Linked DNA regions of Homo sapiens: all the other regions are linked to region 1. The links are chromatin contacts, found by Hi-C or POLR2A ChIA-PET in ENCODE. All regions are on one chromosome and are shown on one strand. Each heading gives the region's core, a stretch centred on a gene start or an enhancer-like site at or near the end of the contact. The rest is flanking DNA. Distances are from core to core; before and after follow the strand shown. Region 1 overlaps LINC00299 (long intergenic non-protein coding RNA 299). Region 2 has its middle 69 kb from the start of LINC01814. Region 3 has its middle 49 kb from the start of LINC01814. Region 4 has its middle 81 kb from the start of LINC00299.

What was found. Hi-C counts contacts between places; a loop is a spot of excess contacts on that map. ChIA-PET counts read pairs that join two places held with the same protein, here RNA polymerase II (POLR2A). Pooled maps may share reads with other maps.
Region 2: a pooled map shows a loop between it and region 1 (3-fold over the local background). The contact joins two enhancer-like sites. A Hi-C loop is called at or near these places in 3 of 37 single-sample maps with no recorded cell type and 11 of 50 pooled maps.
Region 3: a loop to region 1 is called in a map of heart right ventricle, with 5 times the contacts of the local background. The contact joins two enhancer-like sites. A Hi-C loop is called at or near these places in 1 of 168 maps with a recorded cell type or tissue (heart right ventricle), 1 of 37 single-sample maps with no recorded cell type and 12 of 50 pooled maps. POLR2A ChIA-PET finds 5 or more read pairs at or near these places in 1 of 52 experiments (activated CD4-positive, alpha-beta memory T cell).
Region 4: a pooled map shows a loop between it and region 1 (2.3-fold over the local background). The contact joins two enhancer-like sites. A Hi-C loop is called at or near these places in 1 of 37 single-sample maps with no recorded cell type and 12 of 50 pooled maps. POLR2A ChIA-PET finds 5 or more read pairs at or near these places in 3 of 52 experiments (activated CD4-positive, alpha-beta T cell, activated naive CD4-positive, alpha-beta T cell and naive thymus-derived CD4-positive, alpha-beta T cell).

What each region holds. Positions count from the first base shown.
Region 1 is chr2:8,143,766-8,148,486 of GRCh38, reverse strand. The region is part of intron 7 of LINC00299 (long intergenic non-protein coding RNA 299); the gene reads left to right. Among named protein-coding and RNA genes, the nearest start is that of LINC00298, 170 kb to the right of the region's middle. RefSeq lists an enhancer at 2,825-2,874. Within about 2 kb of position 1,971, at least 5 of the 41 ENCODE cell types and tissues checked have a DNase peak (open chromatin) inside an H3K27ac peak, as active enhancers do.
Region 2 is chr2:8,512,852-8,517,269 of GRCh38, reverse strand. No RefSeq gene overlaps it. Among named protein-coding and RNA genes, the nearest start is that of LINC01814, 69 kb to the left of the region's middle. RefSeq lists enhancers at 1,813-1,862, 2,063-2,172. Within about 2 kb of position 1,274, at least 14 of the 41 ENCODE cell types and tissues checked have a DNase peak (open chromatin) inside an H3K27ac peak, as active enhancers do.
Region 3 is chr2:8,532,811-8,537,064 of GRCh38, reverse strand. No RefSeq gene overlaps it. Among named protein-coding and RNA genes, the nearest start is that of LINC01814, 49 kb to the left of the region's middle. RefSeq lists cis regulatory regions at 1-1,389, 1,412-2,414. Within about 2 kb of position 1,820, at least 24 of the 41 ENCODE cell types and tissues checked have a DNase peak (open chromatin) inside an H3K27ac peak, as active enhancers do.
Region 4 is chr2:8,407,092-8,411,652 of GRCh38, reverse strand. No RefSeq gene overlaps it. Among named protein-coding and RNA genes, the nearest start is that of LINC00299, 81 kb to the right of the region's middle. Within about 2 kb of position 2,737, at least 6 of the 41 ENCODE cell types and tissues checked have a DNase peak (open chromatin) inside an H3K27ac peak, as active enhancers do.

The DNA of each region.
Region 1 (4,721 bases), core at 722-3,221:
TGAACACAAGTTCCTGGAATGACTGCCCAGGCCAAATTCCAATTGCACTACGTATTGCTGTGTGACTCAGGGCTAGTGACTTAAACAATCTGTGTTTTCCTTTCTGCTTCTGTAAGTCAGGGTAAAGATGGTACCTTCCTGTGATCATTAATTTTATGTGTCCACTTGGCTAGGCTATGATACCCAGATATTTGGTTAAATACAAGTCTGGATGTTTCCGTGAAGGTAGTTTAAGATGAGATTAACATTTAAATCAGTGGACTTTTGGTAAAGCAGATGACCCTCCATAGTGTGGGTGGGACTCATCCAGTAAGCTGAAAACCTTAAGAGAAAAAGACTGACGTGCCCCGAGGAAGAGGGGATTCTGCCTCCAGACTGCTTTTGGACTCAAGCTGCAACATCAACTTCTCCCTGAGTCTTCAGCCTGCATGCCTGCCCTGCAGGTTATGGACTTGCAGCCCCTAAAATCACATAAGTCAATTTTTTAAGACCAATCTCTATCTCTCTCTGATATTATACATATATATGTATATGTATGCAGACTGCACGTCCTGAGTTTAATATAATTACTAACGCGATGGACACTGCTCTAGGGCCTTCACATGTAGCAACTCATTTAACCCTCAAAATAACACAATAAGGGAGTGTTGTGGTCAGACTTCCCCAAAAACAGAACCAATAGGAAATATATATACATATATGTATATTTTTATATACACACACACATATATATGCATGTATATGTATGCATATCTATGTACACACATAATATACATACATGTATGTGTGTATATGTATGTGTGTGTGTGTGTGTGTGCATATGTATATGAATGCACCTAGCTAGAAAGACCTAGCTAAAGGCAGGAACCTTGGGCAGCATGTCAGGAATCTGACAGAAACATGCAGAAAGCCAGGAGAATCTCAACCTCTTCTCTATGACTCTGCCTTTTCTCTATCTCTTTCTCCTTGGCATATTACAAAGGCTGTGTGATATAATACCCAATAGGAAAGTGTAGTGGTCAGGCTCCCTCAGAAACAGAACCAACAGGAGATACATATATAGACACACACACACACACACACACACACACACACACACACGTGTATGTGTGTATATATATATCATATTATCATATGTATGTGTGTATGTATGTATATGTGTATATGTATGTGTGTATATCCACACATATATACACATGAACATATATGTATGTGTGTAAATGTATGTGTATATATTATATGTATGTGTGTATATATGTGTGGATATATACACACACATATATACACATATACACATATACACATACATATTATATATATACACACACACACACACACACACACACACACACATACAAGTGTGTGTGCCTATGTATGTATGTATGTATGTACCTATTTATCTATCTAGGTATATCTCCCATTGGTTCTGTTTCTGGGGAAGCCTGACTACTACACGTCCTTACTGGATCATTTTAAGAATTAAATGAGTTGGTACATGTGAAGTCCATAGAGCAGTGTTCAACATGTTAGTAATCATATTAAACTTAGTACTTGCAGTCTGTGTACACTCTTTGCATGATCTAAGGCATTGGGTGGGGCACTGTTCTTGTCCTCAGGAAGAAGACAGTCCCATGGGAGGGCACATGGCCATTGTAATATGCTGAGGAGAAGGAGATAAGAAAAGGCGGAGTCCTAGATAGAGAAGAGGCTGTGATTGCCCTGGCTTTCTGCACATTTCTGTCAGATTCCTGACATGCTGCCCAAGGTTCGAGCGTTTAGCTATGTCTTTCTAGCATTATAAGAAGGGGTGAATTTAAGGGGATGTCAGCTTCCCAAATGTGAGACTGGCTTTTGTACAGGGAAGTTGTTTCTTGTTCAATACTGGGGTTACAGAAGGCAAAGCATCTGATGGACCTGTGCCACTTGGCTTTGATAAAGAGCAGCTGTTTTCCTGGCAGGTGCACATGCCCATCTATGCTAAGGGCTGGCACAGCGGCAGGTTAGTTAGAGAGCAGTTCTCATCCTGGGGAAAGTCAGGGCCCAGGGAGGGAAATCTCCACCTGGAAAGCTGTGATCCCACAGTGTTGCTGAAAAGGACGAGAGGAGGGAGTAGCCAGCACTGATGGAAACCAGGGAGGGCAGTGGAATTTCTGTGGATGATAAGCTGGGGGCCAAGGGGTAAATAGCAAGTCCCAGGAGAAACACCTCCCAGATGGAGGGCACAGTCTGAGTAAGGTCTCACCTCACATGGAGGAAGCAGAGTGAAGTTTGGCTCCAGGGAGAAGGCCTTTGTGTACTGGGAGTGTGGAGGTGAATTGGCATTAGGTGACAGATGTGAGGCCTGTCTAGCCTCAGCAAAGCTCATGCCTAACAAACCCATGACATGATTGTGCACAGTTCATTTTGATGATGAGATGGCAGTGCCATAAGTGCTGATAAACTGCTTTTTCTCTAGCTGTTTTTTCCTGAATTCTAATACAATTTTATGACACCATCCAGAGAAGGACCCCTCAGTGACAAAAGCATTGTCATCTATCACCTCTATCACCCAGCGTGGCACCTTGCTTAAAATAAATTTTTAATATTTCTTTCTAGAAATGAATTAAACTGTAAACTTTTGCTTTTCAGCTCATCCTATCCAACCAGTCAATGTTGAGTGATCATTGGAAGAAATATAATAAAAGAATTTCAGATTTCAAAGGATGCCATGATATTGGCTATCCACCCATCTCACTGAGATGAAGTTACCAAGTGATATGATTTGGTTCTGTGTTCCCACTCCAATCTCATGTCCTGTTGTAATTCCTGGTATTGGAGGAAGGGCCTGGTGGGAGATGAATGGATCATGGGGACGGAATTCCCCCTTGCTGTTCTCGTGATAGTGAGTTCTCATGAGATCTGGTTGTTTGAAAGTGTGTAGCACTTCCCCTTTCTGTCCTGCTCTGACCATGTAAAGATGGTGCCTGCTTCCCCTTCACCTTCTGCCATGATTGTAAGTTTCCTAAGGCCTCCACAGCCATATTTCCTGTACAGCCTGCAGAACCATGAGTCAACTAAACCTCCTTTCTTCATAAATTACCCAGTCTCAGGTAGTTCTTTATAGCAGTGTAAAAAATGGACTAATACACCAAGGCATTGAGATCTTAAGCAATTTGCCTAAAATTACCAAGTTGCATAGCTCACCAGATAGGGACCACCCAAATCTTTATAGTTTAGGAAATAGAGTGTAAATGCAAGTCCTCCAGGATCGCATATATTTTCAGATATGGTCTATTCATTTGTTTATGGTTGGTCTTCTTTGTTTTTTTGAGAGTGGTGCTAGTAAGATCGAGTTTGTTGGTCTAGTTTTGTTATAGATGAATTGACTTTTGTCTGTCCCTTGGTGATGGGCCGCACTGCTCACTAGCGCCTGACCTAAAATAATCAGTGGTTGGAGGGCAGCTGAATCAGTGCAAAATCACCTCTTGAGTGTCTAGTGGACATTTTCCAGAACTGTGCTAGCTGCTGGAGCTTAAAGGATGTTAGAAGATGAGTCAGACATGGTTTGTGTCTTTATGAACTCAAAACTGATTGGCAAAATATCATAAATGCAAGAAGAAAAGGGATGAGTAAAAGAAAGAGTGAAATAACCATAGAAAGTGGCTGGCAAGATGACCCAGCTTCCAGCTTCTTCCCCTCATCATGGTAGGTGAGTGTCTCCATCATCTCAGCCAGAGTGCAGTTTTGCTTGTCCACTTAGACAAGAACCAATTGATGCCTTTGCAATAATTTGCCATTTCAAGGAAATGAATTGAGGTTTCCACCCTGAAAATCAAGGATGAGGAAACAGCAAGAAAGAGGCAGGAAGCACTATTTGCAAGCCAGTGAGACTGGAAATGAAGAAGAGAATGAATGTTGTTAGGGCACAGTCCAGAGTTCTTCAGGGCAGACTGCATTTTCTGCAATGAGATAAGAAGAGCAAGGAAACACCAGTTTGTAATAGTGTCTCTCTGGCCAAGAGAGTCTATCTGTGGGCTATGCATGATCTCCCAGGTAGAAAAAAACATTGAGAACAAATTGATTTTGGATGGGAAATTCCTTGCAAAGTTGACAGGTGATTGTAGTGGCACCTTTCACGGAATCCCTTAGAAGCAGAAAACACATAGCGTTTTGATACTTTGAACTGCATGTTTGTTGCCAGGGCCAGCCACCCCAAAAGAGCCCAGCCCACTCATGGCTACATGGCAGCAAATTTCTACACAGGTGCAAAAGGACACTCCTACCCATGCCTGGCTAGGGTGATCTTTGTAGGACCACACAGTTTGTTATGACTAGTTTTCCAGAAATTAACAGAATTAGACACAGAATTAACCCCAAAATATCAAAAAGATAACTATAAGCAACACCTCTAAAATTAAACCCTTTTAAAATAGTACTCAGCCAAGGGACTCTTTGTAACCATTCATAATCCTTTGTCCAGGCTCTAGCACACAATAAATGCATACTAAACATCTGTGGAATGAATAAAAAATGCATAACGATGTAAAAAAGAAATTTAGAAACACATCAACTTAATGTCTTTAACTATGTGTGAACATGCACAGATAATTAAGAAACTGATTACATTTACAGGTTTAGGAAATAATCACTTAGGATAATATTTCATTACAAATTCATTAGAATTAGACTTTTCAGGTTGGCTATGTTGTCTAATTTACCCTCACAACAGAGTAGATACTTCT
Region 2 (4,418 bases), core at 25-2,524, 370 kb before region 1:
AATATAAGCTACTAGAGTATTATCTGTATTAAAGTGGGTGGTCTCTGAATACGGGTGCTCCTTCAAGCCTTTTGCGGGGTGGCTTGTTTGGAGGGAGGCTTTACTTGCCGTTCTGCCTCCCAGCCAAGCTGCTCCGTGTTGGACCTGTGCAGGCAACGAGGGGCTGAAATGGTGCTTAATGGCAGCATGGCGTGTCCTTTACTCCAGGCTGTACGCGGGCAGCTCCGAGATCTCCATTTCTGAGCCTCTTGCTCCACTGTAGACTTGGGAACTACTGCTTCTGCTCCCCCAGGTGCATCACCGTCTACGGGAGGAGGATGCTGAGGGGCAGTAGGACTTGGACCTGCCTTGGTGTGACTGGCCTTGGAATTCCAGATGTGCCACTTCCAAGCTCTGTGACACAGAGCAGGTTACTTCACCTCTCTGAGCCTTGGTCGTTATTGTTGATTGCTCAATGAGCATTTATTGAGCACCTCCTTTGTGTGGAGTTCTATTTTAGGTGTGAGAATTAATAGATTCACATAGCCACTAGTCACTGTTACTTAGACATGGCTCTGGGCCTGAGAGAACGTGAAATCTATTAGGGAAAAGATCACTAAATTGATGATGGTCAAGCGTGCACAAGAGTGGGAAAAGGTCCTGGAAGGCTCTCCAAAGGACGGGCTGCATTTCAGGGAGAGATGGGAAGCAGCCTGCGGGATCGGGGTACCCTGGAAGGGTGTGTGAGGGGTGGAGGGTGAAGGTGAGGAGGCAGGTGGCACAGCTGTAAAAATGACACAGTGTGAATGCGTGGGGCTCAGGGCAGGCACGCCAGCTCCCAAAGTGTAGGGCCATGCACTATGTTATGTGGTTTAAGCAGATAACTCATTTCATCCTCATAAATCCTCTGAACTAGTCACAGTATTTGTAACTCAATGTTACAAATTACAAGTAATGATAAACCACAGCCTGCCCGAAGGTCACAGAGCCAGGACATGCAGCATGGGCAGTAGGTGGGCTCCACTCTGAGCCCTAGGCTTCACCACAAGGCTCTGCTGCCTCCTACTGTGTCTTCCTTTCTTCCTGCCATGTTGGAGGAACTCAACTGGGAACCACTAGCCGCAGTCCTGAATGGGCCCTTTCTTCCCATGAGGACACCTGGCTGGAGGTTGGGGCCCAGAGGAAGTGGAGCGACAGCAGGTGTAGAATGGTTTCTGTTTGCTTCTCAGTTCTGAAGTGTTTCCTCTGATAACATTCACAGACAGCAGCTCTGCTGGACAGTTACTGCCCACCTGGAGGGCTTGAGGTGCTCTGTGTGGGGAGGTGGAGGAGGGGAAGGGGAGGAGGAGGAGGAGGGGAAAGGGAGGAGCAGGAGGAAGAGGAGGGGGAGAAGGAGGAAGACCTTGAGGAGGAGGAAGATAGGGAAGAGGAAGGGAGGAAGGAGAGGGAGGAGGGGGAGGAGGGGGAGGAGGGTGGATAAAGAGGAGCAGGAGGCAGCCATGCCCAGTGCCTGAGCAGGACCTGAGTGTGCTGTTCCTGAAGGTATTAGGAACCTCGAGCTTTCTACACCCCAGCTTCCTTTGGGTTGAGGTGTTCCTGAGACATTCACAGTGTCAAGGGCAGCCCTCCTTCGTGACGCAGGGGACGAGATACCATCGGAACAGGAGTATATTTAGAAGACAGGAAACCAGCCCTCCAGCTTGCCCTTGATTTTACAGCCAGCGTTTTAGCCTTGTGAGCACCCCCGGAATTGACTGAGGCTGCAGGGCACTGTGAGAGGCCCTGCAGCCACCCATGTGGCCTCTTCCCCTTTTCTCCTCTCTGCCTCTTGGCCTCTCTGCTGTCTCTCTTTCTGTTTCTATGCTGTGCTGGCTTTGCTGGGGTTGTCCCAAAGTGATGGGGGAGAAATGACATTTTACTTGGAACTGAGTCATTTTGCTGGATTTTTTCAGCTGCGTTCCTGATTAGTAAACCTGTTTCAAGAATGGGAAAATGCACGGGGCTATTTTTAAGTGTTCTCAGCACCAGTGTCCCTAATTCCTAGAACAGACATCAATTGCTTTTCTAGTCTCAAATGCAGATAAACATGCGGCAGCGACATGACCTTTAGCAAAGTAGACTTGCCTACCAACAGTTTGCTCATCTGTAAAATGGGGCTCACACACCCTACCTCATGGGCAGAGGAAGAAATGAGACAATGAGCACCTGACCCCCCACACAGTGCATATTGCCTATGGGTGTTTAATGTGCTGAAGGTTCCTCTGGTGGTTTTTTTCTGGATGAAACTGTGCCAAGACCAGCCCCAGGGGAACTGGTGAATCCCCTGGTGTGCTAAATACAGGTGTGTTTCTTAGTTTAAAATCCGCCTTTGGTCGGCTACTGGAGGAATCATACTGAAACTTGTACTTAAATCATCAGCTGGGAGAAAAGTTGGTAACTCCTGCTCAGTAAATAAACATTTGCCAAGCCCTCCCGTGCTAGCTCTGCACAGACAGATGGAGAGGGAAAGGGAGGTCACACAGCTCTGCCTGAGAGCCTCCATGAAGGGAAGGAGGTGAGCACAGAAATGAGGACCAGGCAGTGAGAATTGTGGGATGGGGATGGGGTGCCTGGCTCTACTAGGGGAGTTTGGAAATGGCTTATCTGCAGGTCTCATTATCCATGGTTGAAAGCTAGAGGACACTCCAAAATGCAGCAGTAGTGGAAAGACTGGGGCACCATACGCTGTGAGGAATACGTGACCTTCCAAGAATGAAACACATTTATGTGGCTAATTTAAATGACAGCCGTGATCAATTTAGTGTCTGTTGAGTGCTAGACATCGTGCCCAGTGGTTTGCATGTACCTCCTCATGGGATCTTCACAGCAGCTCTGTGGGGCTGGTACTGTCCTCATCTCCAGATTACAGATGGGGCCAAGATACTTGCTCAAGGTTGGACAGTTAAGAGACAGCAGAGTGGGGTTTGAATGAGATCTGTGTGACTTGAAGTTGGCTCTGCCTGTGCTGGCACCTGGCTTCCCTGCTCAGAGGATGGGCTCACCCTTCTCCCCTGGCCCATGCCAGCAGTGAGGGAGGCATCCTAGGTTCCCTGGTCTCTCTTGCTACCATGTCCAAGCAATGTTGAGTCCGAGCTATCCCGCCTCCCTCAGCGCCATCCTAATTCTGCTTCTCATCCCCTCCCCGCTGCCCCACATGGGTCCCGCCTCACCCTCTGTCTCCTGGCCTCCTGCAGGAGCAACCTAGGTGGTCTCCTTCTGGCTGTTCCTCCTCAAACCCATGCCTTCGTGGCTGTCAGTGAGCCCTATAAAATGCAGTGGCACGTCCCTCTCCAGGGTACCCACCTTCAGGACCTCCCTACTCCCACACTCTTGGGACATGTCTGTCTCCACCTCAGCATCCCCAGTGGGCCCTGCCTGCCCCTCCAGCCTCCTCTGGAAGGATCCCGGCCCCCTGCTTCGTGCCCAGGACCGTGAAGCTGTTCAGGGTCTTGCTCAGGCCAGGCCAGCTCCCCTCTTCATGCTGTCCCCACCTCCAGCTCCTTCCTTTCCCTTTGCCTGGTGGCTCCTGCTGTGAGACTCAGCCCTGGCACATTTCTTCCAAGAAGCCCTTCCAGACGCTCTCCTCCCAAACTTCCCGTGAAACTCTATGGGTATCCCGGTTCCACTGGGTCTTTCTCATGACACGGGAGTCTCTTTCCATCTTTTTTCATCTCTGTGCCCTCGCACATCTCACACTTGACACCTGACATTGGAATGCACAAACAAGACAGATTCACATCAAATCTGGATTCGACAGCTGACCAGCCAGGCTTTGTCCCTCATTCTTTCTTTTTTCTTTCTGAGGCAGAGTCTCACTCTGTCGCCCAGGCTGGAGTGCAGTGGTGCAATCTCGGCTCAATGCAACTTCCATCTCTGGAGTTAAATGATTCTCCTGCCTCAACCTCCCGAGTAGCTGGGATTTCAGGCATGTGCCACTACACCTGGCCATTTTTTGTATTTTTAGTAGAGACAGGGTTTCACCATGTTGGCCAGGCTGGTCTCCAACTCCTGACCTCAGGTGATCTGACCACCTCGGCCTCCCAGAGTGCTGGGATTACAGGCATGAGCCACCATGCCCGGCTTGTCCCCCATTCTATTTGTGCCTTGGTTTTCACCACGGGGAATGGGAACAGCAATGCCTGCCTCCTGGTGTGGTTGTGAGTCACTGAGAAGATGATGTGAGTAGTGTCTGCAGTGCCTGGTGCTGTGCTGGACTCCTTGAATGGGGTCTGTATTGTCAGGGGCACAGCAGCAGCAGGGCAAGGGCAGGGAGGGTGGAGGCTCGGCACTTTCAGAAAACCTACCTCAACCATGCATACTCGGGCCGGCAGTGTCTTTGCCTCTTGGCTTTGTAATGTTGACAGTGACACAAACCACATTGCTGTGTTGTGGACTGAATG
Region 3 (4,254 bases), core at 571-3,070, 390 kb before region 1:
CAGGGCCCCAAGACATAGCTGGAGTCTGGCCTGGGCCCCATTTGGGAAAACTCAGAGGGTTGGAGGAGGTGTCTGGGGAAGAGTCAAGGGTGGGAGATGACTGAAGTCGGGGAGGCCCTGCCTGGAAAGGAGAAAGCTGCCTGCTTTGTTTCTACACTTGAAAAAATGCCAGCCAAGTTAGCCTCACAAACACTGTGGGCACAGACGGAAGAAAACAAGATATTAGGTATCTGGAGCTGGATTTTTCCGATGACCGGGTGCTTACTAATCTAATCTTCCCAGGCAGAGTGACGAGCTTGCAGATTGCAGAGAGTGATAGATGTTACCTATCTTGAGTTCAGTTGGGCCGTTGCTCTTCGCTGCGTGACAAACCTCCCCCACCCCCAAACCAGGAGCTAAAGGGAACATTAGTCCTGTTCTCTGGATGACAAGGCGGAGGACCTGGGCCTCCACGGGCCATCACATATAGCAGGGGCTCAGAGTGATGTCTTGGGGGCCCAGGCCTGTGTGATGGTGTCATGATCTCCAGGAATGGAGAACAGATGATGTGTGATGTTTTGCAGAGGACATCCAATGTGGGTGGGAAGGGGTCTGCCCAGGGAGGAAGGATCTGGACTCACGGGGCTGAGGTGAGGGGGGTCAAGTGCCCTGCAGGGCCAGAGGCACTGGCCGGAGGGGCTTGCCCAGGTCCTGGCTGGTTTGGGCCTGTTCGTCTCATACCTTCCCCAGGCCTGGCACTGGGCTAGGATGTGGATCTTATTCTGTCTCTCCGAGGCAGCAGTGGGGCGGGTACTGCTGGGTGAGCCCAAGCCCGGGGCTGCCGCCGACTTCAACACTGAGCTCTCAGCCTCCCACGTGCCTCCCGCCCCCTGGGCCGCTTCCCCCAGAGATGAGTAAAGGACTGAAAAATTAGAACCAGGAGGGAAGTTTGGGGGAAGGTGAGGCTGCAGGCTGGTGGTGAAGTCTGCAAGCACAGGAGGATTACGGCTTTTTACACGAAGGGTGTTGGGTGGGTGGTTCTCTCTCCTCTGCTCTGGACAGAACACAGGAAGCTGGCTTGGATGGCAGCACCGAGCCTTCGAGCTGGGGTAGGGAAGAGATCTTGCCAGCAAGGGGCAGATATGCAAATGAGTTACTAGTAAACCTCCGTGTGTGGAAGTCTCAGAGATGGGCTGGTGATGCCTGGTAGCCGTGACCACCTGCAGCAGAGTTCCAGGATTTCTGCAGGGACCACTGTGGGAGCCCCCCGGGCTGCGTGAGAATCCCCACCAGTCACTGAGTCAGTCCAAACCTTGGTGTCCCTATCTGTGTATTGACACAAACGTTTCTGCTCATGAGACTGCTGTGAGGATTGGAGAGATACTGTGTGTTTTCAGATCGAAAGTACCACACACGTGCGACCCTCAATGCACACACGTGCACACGCATGGACCCTGGCAGATGCGCTGGGTCCAGATGAATCATGGAATGTGCTGGGGTGTGCTCTGCTCCCCTCCTCAGCCCCCTTCCTCTCCCTGGACTTTCTCGAGTCAGAGCAGAGATCCTCTGGGGCTGAGTTCAGTTGCATGGAGCCAGGGGAGCCACAAGGGCCTGGCGCTCTACGCCTCCCTCCTGGGCTTTCTCCCCCAGGCCTGGGAGCGGAGGAGACATGGAAGCAGCTGGGTGGATCCAGCCAGAGGTGAGAGTATAACCAGCAAAGCAGCATTTGCAGGCTGAGATCTCCTCCCCCTGCTGCAACTTACTGGGAGCGGGGCCTGTTGCACAACCAGGCCTGCCTGGACGTTCACCAGGAGCTTACCCAGAGGGTGGCTGGGGGCCCAGGACCTTTCTGGCTGCAGTGGCTCCAGGCCTGGGCCACCCCTCACCCGCTCAGCCTGGACCTAGGCCCTGCTGGCTTGGCCCCATCTCGGGACTGGCCTGGGCTGGGGTGGGGCTGTCCTCTGGCTCCTGTCTTTGCTGACCCTGCAGGCCAGCCCTTGCAGCTGTAAGGGGTTAATTAACAGTCACGCCGGGCAGAAGGGTGGTAACCAAAGGGGAAAAAGTGGGGAAGTGACAAAAGTTGAAGAAATCTCACAGGGCCCTCACAGCTGGGGGCTCTAGTTCCTGATTCTCTTGCTGAGACGGTGCCTGACGGCAGCCCTTGGCCTCTGCCTCCCCTTCCACCCCCGCCAGTGAGGGTGCAGGTTCCCCTCCCGACACATCCCCCCAAGCACCCCTGACTCAGCTCCTTCCACAGCCTGCAGATCCCGCAGCGGGTGGCTGTGGGGCTGGGAGTCTGGTCAGGGGTCAATTGCATTTCCTCGCTGGTCTGCCCTGGATGCTTCCTACTCAGAGGCCGAACATCTGAGTCTCAGGGAGGTCAAGTGACCAGCGGTGTGCCTGAGCTCATGGCCAGTGGTGTGGCTGGGATCCAACCCCCGCCTGCAGTGGGGCTATGCCGCCGAGTTCCTTACTCCTGAACTCTGCAGAGGGGTCTGGGGAATGGGCGAGAGGGTCCACAGCCAGGAAGGCTGTCATGCACGCAGTGGAGCTTTAGTGCGCCCTGTCCTGTCCGGGGTGGGAACCGGTGAAGGACTTAACCTGACAAGGGACAGAAGTGCCTCCCCACGAGAACTCGTCCCTTTGAGCAGCCACTCATGGACCCAACAGGATAGGAAGCACCTGCAGCCCTCTCTGCAGGGAAGAAGCCCTGACTCTGGGGAAGAAGGCCTCCCTTGGGTCTTCTCTTGGGTCCTCTTGCTGAGATTTGGACCCAGGGCTCATGCCCATTAGCCTGGGAGTGTCTCTCCTGGTCCTCCTGCGTGTCCTGTCCTGACAGAGCGGACATGCATTTCTCCAGTGTGACCACATCGGGGCTGAGTTTAAAAAGCCAAGTCCCATTTCTAGCTGGTAGTGTTGAGAAGGAAGCCACATGGGGTGGTGAGGAGGTGGGTGGAAGAGGGGGGCCTGGCTCCTGTGGGAGGACTGCTGTCCCACTGTCCACCTCCCCTCCAGGTCAGCCCTGGGTCTCCCTCCTCATCCTCCTGAGCATTCTCTCCATGAATAAGGGAGGTGATTCCAAGAGGCCCGTAGCGGGTCCTGGGGCAGAGGCTTCGAGTTTAATTTTATCGTGAATACATTTGGTATCGTAATGAGAAAGCACAGTAATAATGATGATGGTAACAAAGTCATTCATTCAACATCGACTGCATGCCACAGCACACCCTAAGCTTGGACGCTCTGATATAATCCTTCCCACAAATTTAACATCCCTAGTACTGATGAAGACGTTGGGATACAGAGAAACGTGCTGAGTTTCCACGGCTGGAGAAAGGCAGAGCTGGATTTAAACCTGGGGCCTGGAGCCCCATGCTCGCCCTTTCTCTATGTGGCTCCTTAAACCTGTAGGTGATCGGCTCCATCCTTCAAGACCACACTTGGGGTTTGTCAAGGGTAAAGTAGGTTTATCATCTTAAAGCTCTGCTTTGTGCTAAGGCTAGAAAAAAACCCGATTGCTCACCTCAGAGCTTACAGGTGAAGAAATCACCATTTGCCTATTCACGCGGGGCCAGGGAGATGGTGGAGACACCCACAGTTGAGGGGCTGTGAAAAGAGAGGCTAACTCTAGCTCAGTAAGTTTTTAGCCAAGTGACCTTGGGCAAAGTCCCTAATCTCCCAGAGCTCCAGTTTCTTCACCTGTAAAATAGGTGTGATAATAGCTTCTGGCAGGATTTATGAGTTTACATGGCTGCCACAGCATGGTACCCTGAACTGAGTGACGTCAACGACAGAAACGTATTGTTCTGCAGACCCAGAGTCCAAGATCAAGGTGCAGGCAGGGTCGGTTCCTTTTGGTCCTGGGAGGGAGACTGTTCCAGGTCTGCCCCAGCTCCTGGTGTTTTGCTGGCTGTCTCTTCCTGATTTCTGCCCATGTGGCTGTGCTCCTGGGGGATAAGACAGAGTGTCACAAAGTGGCCTGTGCTAGGCCAAGATGTTGGCTCCGTTGAGACAGAACCATGTCCTGTGTGCTCAAGCACAATCTATATTCCAGACCTCTGGGGAAAGGTGGGGAAAGAGATGGGTGAATGCTCTGGTTTCTCTCTTTAGTTGACGCTAGGGTAAGGGCCATACCCTCTGTTTGGGCCAGATTGGGCTGCTGGGCTGGGAGTCAGCTCTAAGAGCCACAGTGTGGGCCTTTCCCAGATCCCTCGTGGAATGGGGTGAGCAAGCTGCTAAGCTGCTGAGCACAGTGCTGCCAGCTCTGCGCTCCACCAA
Region 4 (4,561 bases), core at 1,488-3,987, 260 kb before region 1:
TCTTTGCTGGTGTCTGAGTTCTTTTTTGGGGAAGCATTGCGTGCTGATGTCATCCCCGAGATCAAGGAAGAAGGAGGCACAGTTGAGGAAAGACGATTAATTTGAGGAGTCTGAAAAGTTAGAGGTGTTCGTTGTAATTTTGGGGTGATGCCCATAAGGCTGTCAGACTTCTAGGGCAGGCCATGGGGAAGAGAAGAGAGCTGCAGATGCGGATGTGGGGGTATGGCGAAGTCGTGGGTGTGGTGGAGATCACGTAGGTACAAAATGATCATTAAATATAACAAAAGTTCCTGAGAGCTCGCTCTGGGCTAAATCCTGTACTAAGCACTACTCCATTGACTCTTCAGTGGGACCCTATGAGATTCTGGTTTTAATGGTCTCCATTTTACAGAGGATGAATTTGAGACAGAGCAGTTCAAGCAGCTGCCTGAGGTTGCACAGCCTGTTAAGAAGAGCGGTGGGTGGGACACAGTGTGGGCCATTTACAGGAGGACTGAGAGAGGGAGGTTGAGAAGCCTGTAATTGAACTGAAATCCATGGGGCAGTTGTGGTACGGGAGCCACTGGGTTGGGTCAGCCTCTGTTTTGCCCGGTGGTCTCCCAGAATTCCGGGTCTCCTTGCTGCTCCAGTTAACTGCTGCACTTTTCTGCAGGGCAAGGAGCCGTATCTCAAAGAGATACATCTCGTAAGAGAATGCAGGCCATGCTGCCTGCAGGCTGTGAGCCTCCCCCTTCAAACCTCCAGGAAAGGGAAGAAAGCTCTGCACCTGGCATTGTTAACTTCAGGCTTACAAGAGTTGAGCCAAAGCTAACCTCCCATCTTGGCAAGTTGAAGCCCTACTCACCTTGGAAGGCTCATTGTGAATGGCAACTTCTCCTGGAAGCTCTCCAGATCCTCCCCCAGACAGGGTCTCTCACTCACAGTACTTTGCACAGGGAAATATCTTATTACCATGCAATCTTTTCCACAGTTGTTTGTGTTTGTGTCTTGAAGTCCCGGAGGGCTGGAACTCTATCTATTAATATTTGTGTGTCTTGCATGTAGAAGGTGCTTAATAAATGGTTGCATTAGTAGGTGCTTAATAAGTGGATTCGAATGAAGGGAAAAAAGGTCCTGGAACCTTTTTTCCTCCTCTAATTTTCCCTGTTTTTGGGTGAATTTGCGGCTAAACTATCCTTGTAGTCTGTCCTTCTGATATTTCTTTGTTTCTCTGTAGTCCCATTGTTGATTATTTCTTCCCCATTCATGCATTTACAGGTCTGACCTATATTAGAACTAGCGGTCTCTGGTCTCTGAGTCCTCGAGGGCTGGGTTCCTAACCATCTGTAAGTGCCAAGGCCAGTGCCAGGTCTTTAGTCAAGGTTAATAGATGGCAGCCGGTGAGATAGAATTCCAGCCTCCTGGGAGCCCCTCTCTAACCCTCCTCTGTTCCATCTCCAGCCCACACCCCCTTCTCCCTGGGCCAATCAGCTGCACTATTTCATCCCATCCTAATGAGGGGAGCAGGTGGCCCAGCCATACTCTGGGTCCCTTCTGTGCTTCTCCTTAGTCTTCCCAGCCACTGCTGATCCAGACCCAGACTCACACATGATGTTACGATGATATGGGCTTCAGCTTTGATCAAAGCTGAAAACTGCAGCTGAGACCTGTGCTGGCTGATAAATTAGCAAAGACTGATTTCAGCCAGTTGGGCCAGAGTCTGCAAATAAGTGGTGCCAAGAGCTGTTGGCATAGTTCTAAGTCAGGCCCTTCTAAACTATTCCTTAAAGAACGTCACATCATGGAGGAGGAAACTGGTGGTGTATTGTAGATGTAGGATGGTATCGAAAGGGCCCTCTGTAACCAAGAGGCCAGTAGTTCCCTTTGTCCCTGTTGATTTTCTGCCAGCTTACTCATACTCTGTCAGTAAAGTGGAGGAGAAGGTCATAGAAGAGAAAAAGACAGGGAGGGCCTGCATGTTTCTGTTATTTCCAGTGTGAACATTACAAGCAAGCTCATTAGGGTAATATTTTCAGTGGAAAGGTACATTTCTACTGGGCACAATGTAAGAATATTTTGCTCATGGAATTTTCACTTAACAATAGGGAAAAAAATCCGTTTTCACCAGGCAGCCTGGGCTCCAAGTATGGATTTGACAAGTGTTTCCCCAAATGCCACCAGGTCTGAAGTACGCAGCTGCTATGGAAATTTCAGAACTCTCAAAAGAGCCCCAAATGTATTTTAAACAATCACCAAATCACATATCTAAATTGCTCTTTCTATTGTTGCTAACAACATTTGGGTGTTATAATTAGAGCGACCCCAGAGATCTTGTCTGAGAAATCTTACACATTCATTTAGCTTCTGGACTTTCTGTGCTTTCATTTAGTGTCATGGTGAAATGCAAGGAGTCTGCCTGGCGACTTTCACATCCTATTCATTAGAAGTTTTACTTTCTGGCCCTAAGACGTTGATGTTTGGGTTTTCAGAAGTGTAAGATCATCTTGAATCTGAAACTGTCTTATCTTTGTGTCATTTTTCTTGAAGTCTCACCCACCTGTCTCTCAATCTCATGTCAAAAGTCATCCCATGACTCTTCCATGTTGTCTGATGTGATTTCTGGTTCAGTTTAATGAAGTTGTGAGAAAGCACATCATGGAGATGGAAGGAGGCTGTGTTTTCTACTGTGTGACAGTGTCATTGACTCATCCTAGCGATGCCACTCGCCGCAGGGCTGGAGAGCAGTTGATTGGCTCGAAGAAGAGGGCACATGGATTTATGTAAACCACTTGTGACCATGTTCGGGACTTTTGCAGGGCCTTAAAATTCTATCACAAATGACTCAGCTCTCTTCACAGCTATATTTTTTCAGGCATTTTTCCCCATTCAGGTTTGATAATTTTCTCTCTCAGTTCCTTCTGGTTAATCTTCTTATCTTCAAAATGTAAAACTACCATGCCCATTTTAAAATTAATTTACATGCTGAAGTTTTTTTTTTTTTTTTTTTCCAGACAACTTTCTCCTACCCTTTTTAAAGATGATATCTAACAGGGAAAAATCATGCTGACTTCTTAAAGTCTATTCTGGGATTTATTGGCAATTTGTTCACACACATTAAAGGTTATATTAGAAACTCCCCAAGTACTCACATTAACCAATGAATATAGCATATCGCAGATAACTTGGGCATCACTGTGGGACATAAACAAGGGGTCTCATTGCTTTATAATCTATGTATGTATACCCATTACAGCTTGGTATAGAGTAGCATTGAAAAACAGAGTAAGAATAACTTTTTGCTGGTCGGGCGCAGTGGCTCACAGCTGTAATCCTAGCACTTTGAGAAGCTGAGGTGGGTGGATCACCTGAGGTCAGGAGTTTGAGACCAGCCTGGCCAACATGGTGAAACCCTGTCTCTACTAAAAATACAAAAAAATTAGCTGGGCGTGGTGGCACAAGCCTGTAATCCCAGCTATTGGGGAGGTTGAGGAAGGAGAATCGCTTGAACCCAGGAGGTGGAGGTTGCGGTGAGCGGAGATTGTGCCACTGCACTCCAGCTGTGCAATGGAAGTGATACTCCATCTCAAAAATAAAATAAAATAAATATAAATAAATAATAACAAATAACTTTTTTTCTGTAAATTTTTCTGGATTTTTAGTGTCACACAGCATTTTGGCTCAGTTTTAACTGTTCCAATCACCTGAATTGACATTGTCATCGAGATCTTTATTGAATAAAACTGTGTGAATCAGATTCAGCTTTCTTTTGAGGATTAAAGTAGGCATTGGGAAGTATACAGTATTAGTCAGGGTTCTCTAAGCGAAACGTAACCTGTAGGACATATAGAGATAGACACGTGGGAGGTTTACAATGTTAATGGCTCCCAGGGTTGTGGAGGTCCAGACGTCCTGTGACCTGCCCTTTGCAAGCTGGGGAACCATGAAAGCTGGTGGGGAATTTAGTTCAAGTCTGAAGGCCAGAGAACGAGAAGTTTCAATGTCAGGAGGCAAGAGTAGAAGGATGTCCCAGCTCAAGCAGAGGGAGTGAACTCACCCTTCCTTCACCTTTTACTCTATTCATTGGATAGATGATGACACTCACATTGATGAGGATTGGTGTTCCTTACTCAGTACACTGATTCAAATGCTAATCTCTTCTGGAAACGCTGTACCAGGCAACCCAGAAATACTGTTTTACCAACTATCTGGGTATCTTGTAGCCCAGTCAAGTTGAAACATGAAATTAATGATCACGTATAACTTTGGTTAGACTGGAAGGTACAGAATCTGAAGCTCATAAAGTTCCCACCTTGAGGCCCAGGAAGTACTTTTAGTAAATTGCTGGTTACAGAGAAACCTGGAGGTAGAGTGATGATTTTGGACACAACTTTGTATGCCCCGGGTCTGCCTGAGAACTGAAATACTTCAAGAAAGACCAGGAAGTAATTCAGCTGCTCTGTGGGTGACTTTGTCCAGTATATGGAATAGGAATGAAAACCCCTGGTGAATGGAAAGGCTGGCTTGGTTTTCACACCGTTTCCATGCTGCTCTGCTTCCTGAGGGGCAGTTTAGAAGTTCAAGA